2 separate regions of the Homo sapiens genome follow, and region 2 is linked to region 1. A link is an interaction called in ENCODE POLR2A ChIA-PET data of the cell type or tissue named here. Cell type or tissue: Panc1. All regions are shown on one strand. Links, peaks and the distances in the headings refer to the core of each region. The heading gives the core; the rest is flanking DNA.

Evidence for each region. ChIA-PET counts read pairs that join two places held together with the same protein. Peaks named below come from ENCODE experiments on the same cell type or tissue, not always from the same donor. Only the 100,000 strongest peaks of a DNase experiment are listed, where the experiment ranks them.
Region 2: POLR2A ChIA-PET joins it to region 1 with 11 read pairs; 16 of 35 experiments call an interaction of 5 or more read pairs at or near these places.

The regions. Positions count from the first base shown.
Region 1 is chr20:53,762,450-53,765,366 of GRCh38, reverse strand. No RefSeq gene overlaps it. Among named protein-coding and RNA genes, the nearest start is that of BCAS1-AS1, 150 kb to the left of the region's middle. RefSeq lists an enhancer at 1,920-2,586. In Panc1, for the core only: no CTCF peak of the experiment used is centred there; a DNase peak (open chromatin) is centred at 1,326; H3K4me3 peaks cover 427 bases; H3K27ac peaks cover 2,500 bases.
Region 2 is chr20:53,893,845-53,896,761 of GRCh38, reverse strand. No RefSeq gene overlaps it. Among named protein-coding and RNA genes, the nearest start is that of BCAS1-AS1, 20 kb to the left of the region's middle. In Panc1, for the core only: no CTCF peak of the experiment used is centred there; no DNase peak of the experiment used is centred there; H3K27ac peaks cover 2,500 bases.

The DNA of each region.
Region 1 (2,917 bases), core at 228-2,727:
GCCAGGCATGGTGGTGGGTGCCTGTAATCCCAGCTACTTGGGAGGCTGAGGCAGGAGAATTGCTTGAACCCAGGAGGTGGAGGTTGCAGTGAACCGAGATCGTGCCATTGCACTCTAGCCTGGGTGACAAGAGCGAAAACTCTGTCTCAAAAAAAAAAAGTCCGGGCGCGGTGGCTCACGCCTGTAATCCCAGCACTTTGGGAGGCCGAGGCGGGCGGATCACGAGGTCAAGAGATTGAGACCATCCTGGCTAACACAGTGAAACCCCGTATAAAAAATTAGCTGGGCGTGGTGGAGGGCGCCTGTAGTCCCAGCTACTCGGGAGGCTGAGGCAGGAGAACAGCATGAACCCGAGAGGCAGAGCTCGCAGTGAGCCGAGATCCCGCTACTGCACTCCAGCCTGGACGACAGAGCAAGACTCCGTCTCAAAAAAAAAAAAAAAAAAATTATAAAGCATTTAGTGCAATGGCTAAAAAAAAAAGTGCTTGATAAATTGATTGCTACTATTAGTGTTATGATTATTAGTGACACAGAATATAGCCAGCTATTTATTTATAGAAAGAGGTCCCAAACTTTATGTAACACAGAAATCTTCACTTTCCTTTTGTGTCTTTTTCTTCCCTCAAAGAAAAAAAACAAATTTTTAGCCAAAACAAAAATGATGGAACAGCTCAGAGTTGGTACAATACAATTTACTTCTTAGGTTCTCATGTTTATACTGGGGAGATACTAGTGTATTTATCAATGCCTTAAGCAAAGAGAAGTGCAGCATAGACTAAGTGGCACCCTCATTTTCATTTTATATCTCTTTCTTCAGCCCACCCTCCTAATGATCGCGTGTATATTTTAGGTACATCTCTTCTGTATAAATCCTCCCACCCCCACTTTTTGTAAGCATGAAGATTAAGTGGACAAAGACAAATTCAATTAAGCTGTAAGCTTTGGTGACCAGCAGCTATTTTTCTTGAGAAACTGAATCCAAACATCTCAGGGGTGGGGACGAGCTTGCAATGCGCTTCTGAATGCAAAGGAGGCAGGACTTGAGCATAAATCACGCGACAAACTGAGCCCTCCTCTATTAATCTTTTCTTCAGAAAAAGACACTGTTTTAAGGGGAAATTAAAGGCAATCAATAAGCAGGCTCGCCTGCACGGCTTCTGAGCTCAAGATGCAAATATCATTCCAAATTCTGGATTCCAAAGAGACCCCTCCATTGATATGTTAATCGTCTCCTCGTGTTTCTATGACCTCAGATCCTGGCAGGGCATGAAGCCATACTTACAGGAAACAAAAGGAAAGCACGTTGTAGAACAAACATTTGCTAAGTGGACTTTGACTGTAAACCCCAACTTGTCATGTGCTAAAGGATGGAATTCTCCACGAGCCAGGGGCTGATGCCCTGAATGTTTAATATGTTTACATGTTTAAAGAGCTGCCATGACGTATTCTTTATCTGGTATCACCTGACATCTCGGCTTCATATTCATGGTGCACAAGACAGCAAAGGTTTTGGTGCTGTCATCCCAAATAAAGACAACTTTTGGCAATTGGAAATAAAATTCAGTTGCCTACAAATCAAAGATGACTGCAACCAAATGTTGATTACCTGTTTATAAATTCACCAAGTCAACAGCAAATTCAGAGACTACTTATTTGGCACCGATTGTAGGCAAGATATTGGGCTAGGGCACTGCGGATACACAGATGAACATGTTTGACAAGAAGGTTATGTTTTTAGGGGCAGGTAGGCAATATACAATCTAAAAAATAACAATAAATTGGGTTTGGGTGAGTGCTATGAAGAATAAAACCAGATCGTGAAAAAGAGAATAACTAGGGGTGGAGAGGGGGTAGAGGAGGTCCTTCCTGAAAAAATCATGTAGGTACAGAAATTCAAGGAGGTCAGGCAGTAACAGGTAGTCTGCAGAGGTGACATTCCAGACACAGGGACAGTAAGTGCCAAGGTCTTGAGGTAGACAAGGGCTTGTGTTTGAGAATCAGAAAGCAGCCAATGTAGCTAACCTGTGGTGGATGAGATTGTGGCTTACCCTCAAGAAAGAGCCAGCTCCTACAGCATCATGAAGGTAGCAATACTTTATGAGAATCAAGTTCAATATTCAAAAAAAAATAGCCAGGCACAGTGGCTCATGCCTGTAATCCCAGCACTTTGGGAGGCCAAGGCGGGAGGATCATTTGAGGTCAGGAGTTCAAGACCAGCCTGGCCATCATGGTGAAACCCTGTCTCTACTAAAATTAGCTGGGCGTGGTGACACACTCCTGTAGTCCCAACTACTCGGTAGGCTGAGGCAAGAGAATCACTTGAACCCTGGAGGAGGAGGTTGCAATGAGCCGAGATCGCGCCACTGCACTCCAGCCAGGGCAGACAGAGTGAGACTCTGTCTCAAAAATAAATAAATAAATAAATAAACAAATAAAGTTTTCCCATCAGTAAAGATGCATATCTCTTCTCCAATCCTGAACACTCTAAAAGAATCTCAAAGGTTGACCAAGCATATATTTTTGAAGAGTTTGAGGCAGGGCATGGTGGCTCACCCCTGTAATCTCAGCACTTTGGGAGGCCAAGACGGGAGACTCACTTGAGATCAGGAATTAGAGGCCAGCCAGAGCAAGATCCCGTCTCTTCAAAAAATTCTTTAAAATTAGCCACGCATGGGGCAGGGTGCGGTGTCTCACACCTGTAATCCCAGCACTTTGGGAGGCCAAAGCGGGCAGATCACAAGGTCAGGAGATCAAGACCATCCTGGCCAACATGATGAAACCCCCTCTCTACTAAAATACAAAAAATTAGCGTGCCTGGACTACATGCCTGTAGTCCTTGCTACTCGGAAGGCTGAGGCAGGGGAATTGCTTGAACCCAGGAGGCGGAGGTTGCGGTGAGCCGAGATCACGCCACTGC
Region 2 (2,917 bases), core at 318-2,817, 130 kb before region 1:
GGATCAATGATATTGTTGAATAATTCAACGAATTAGAAAACATACATGAAAATTCCAATTGTTATTTCTTTTTAATGTGATTACTTTCTTTTTAATACTTCACTGTATTTTTCCAAATTTGCCACCACAAGCATATGCAGGTCCCATTAATAATCCCTTACCTATAATTCCAAAATCCACACAGTTCATTCGCCAGCAAAATATGGATTCTTCTGAGTTTCCATGAAGTCTTTAATGTTCTCAGGTGGTGTGACTATCCATACATTTCTCTGAAGAGGTATTCATGTATTATTTGACATTTAGTGTAAACAAAATGCATCTAAAAGCGCAAAAAATTTGGCTTACAAAATGCATCTGGCCCCTGGGTCGGGGATACAGGATTGTGGGCCTGTATTATTTTTATAATCAGGGGGATAGGAAGGTGAAAATTATAACGATACTCTCCTACTCAACAGAAGACAATCAATTAAGAAGGTATGTATACAGTAAACATCCACCTAGAACATTCTCTTCAAAAAGTAAATTATGGAAAAAGGCCAGGCGCGGTGGCTCACGCCTATAATACCAGCACTTTGGGAGGCCAAGATGGGCAAATTACTTGAGGTTAGGAGTTCAAGACCAGCCTGGTCAACATGGTGAAACCCCGTTTCTACAAAAATAATAAAATTAGCTTGGCATGGTGGTGTCTGCCTGTAATCCAAGCTACTTGGGAGGCTGAGGCAGGAGAATTGTTTGAACCCTGGAGGTGGAGGTTGCAGTGAGCCGAGATCACGCCACTGCACTCCAGCCTGGGTGACAGAGCAAGACTCCATCTCAAAAAAAAAAAAAAAAATTATAGGAAAAAAATAAATTATGGACAAGTTTAGTCATCTTATTTTATAGGAATAAGAATGAGGAAACAGATGCTTGGAGAAGTTCAGACCAGAACTCCTGCAAGCTAACGAATATGGATGTGGGGTGTGGATCTTGGGTCTGTGTGGTTGTTGTGTCTCCCATCTGAACCATCACACACAACCGCTTTCCTGTTTTGTTGACACACAGTGCAGTGTCTTGCATAGCTAGACACCAATTATGTTGGTTAGGTGAATGAACGAATGAGCACCTTCCTGCCACAAAGTTAATTCCTTAGAAGGCTCACGTCATCTGAATTCCATCTTATAATAAAAAAGAAATCAAGCAAGGTAGGGCCAGGCAGGGGCTAAATAAGAGCCTGAGGCAGACAGATAAGTCTTCAGTTGCAGAGTTGAAACTGTCACCGGTGATGATATAAACAGTTGTACCATCTGTGTGATGCCTTTATCAGGTTGGGGGACAGGCTCTGGAACCAGACCCCTTAGGTTCCAATTCAGGTTCAGCACTTACTGGATGCAAGTTAATTAAAGGTTCTGTACCTCAACATCCTTATTTGTAAAATGGGAATAATACTAAGACTTCCATTATACGTCTATGATGAGGATGAGATGAGTTGATACAGAAAAAGTACTTCCAGGAGTCTCTGGCCCACGGCAAGCACCAGTAAGTAGCCTCTCCTCTTTATCCCCAGTGCATCTTCTTCATCGTTAGTTAATTCGGCTGCTCTCAGCCCCCATGAAGTGGCTAGCACAGAGAGGCAGGACTGCAGGATGTCAAGGCTTCATGTTCAGATGGTCTTGGGTTCGCACTCCTTGCAGTGACAAGCTGTGTGACAGAACAAAACTACCTCTTTGTGCCTCGGTGGCCTCATAGATACCACCTCAATAATACCACATCATTATGGAAACTTTATGAAGGCTATATTAACGAATGGGTGCAAAATGCTCAGCTCAGTCATTTCTCAATAATAATGACTCTTTTTATAAACATCCTCACTCTTTTTTTTTTTTTTTTTTTTGAGACAGGGTCTTGCTCTGTTGCCGAGGCTGGAGTGCAGTGGTGTGGTCACAGCTCACTGCAGTCTCAACTTCCTGGGCTCAAGTGATCTTCCTGCCTCAGCCTCCTCAATAGCTAAGACTACAGGCACACACCACCATGCCTGGCTAAATTTTTTGTAGAGATGGAGATCTTGATTTGTTGCCCAGGCTGATCTCAAACTCCTGGCCTCAAGAGATTCTCCCGCCTTGGCTTCCCAAAGTGCTGAGATTACAGGTGTGAGACACTGTGCACAGTGAAACAGCCCCATTCTAATGATGAGAAACTGAGAAGCAAAAAGGTTAAGGATTAAGAACCTAAAGATGCAGAAATCCAGCCAGCGTGTTGGCTCACGCCTTGTAGTCCCAGCTACTAGGGAGATTGAGGCAGGAAGATAGCTTGAGTGCAGGACATTCAGGCAGCAGTGCGCCATGATGGCACCATTGCACTCCAGCCTGGGTGACAGAGCCAGACCCCATTTCTAAAACAAAAAAAAAATCAAATAACTAAAGATACAGAATTTTCAGCTTTTTCTGCAAGAGTGGTGCACCCTGAAGTATGTTATACCAAACACTGGTGGGATACAGAAGGGTATTCAGAGAGCTATCGGCAACATTATGTATTACTTTTTTTTCTTTTTTTTTTTTTTGTGGTGGAGTCTCGCTCTGTTGCCCAGGCTGGAGTGCAGTGATGCGATCTTGGCTCACTGCAACCTCTGCCTCGTGGGTTCAAGCAATTCTTCTGCTTCAGCCTCCCGAGTAGCTGGGATTACAGACGCACGCCACCACGCCCGGCTAATTTTGGTATTTTTAGTAGAGACGAGGTTTCACCATGTTGGCCAGGCTGATCTCAAACTCCTGACTTCAGGTGATCCGCTCGCCTCGGCCTCCCAAAGTGCTGGGGTTACGGGCATGAGCCACTGCACCTGGCTGTATTACTTTTAATAGTTGTGTATTTTCATGAACACATATATACTTAAGGGTGGAGGGTGGGGTGGGGAGAGGATGGAAAAACTACCTATTCGTACTAT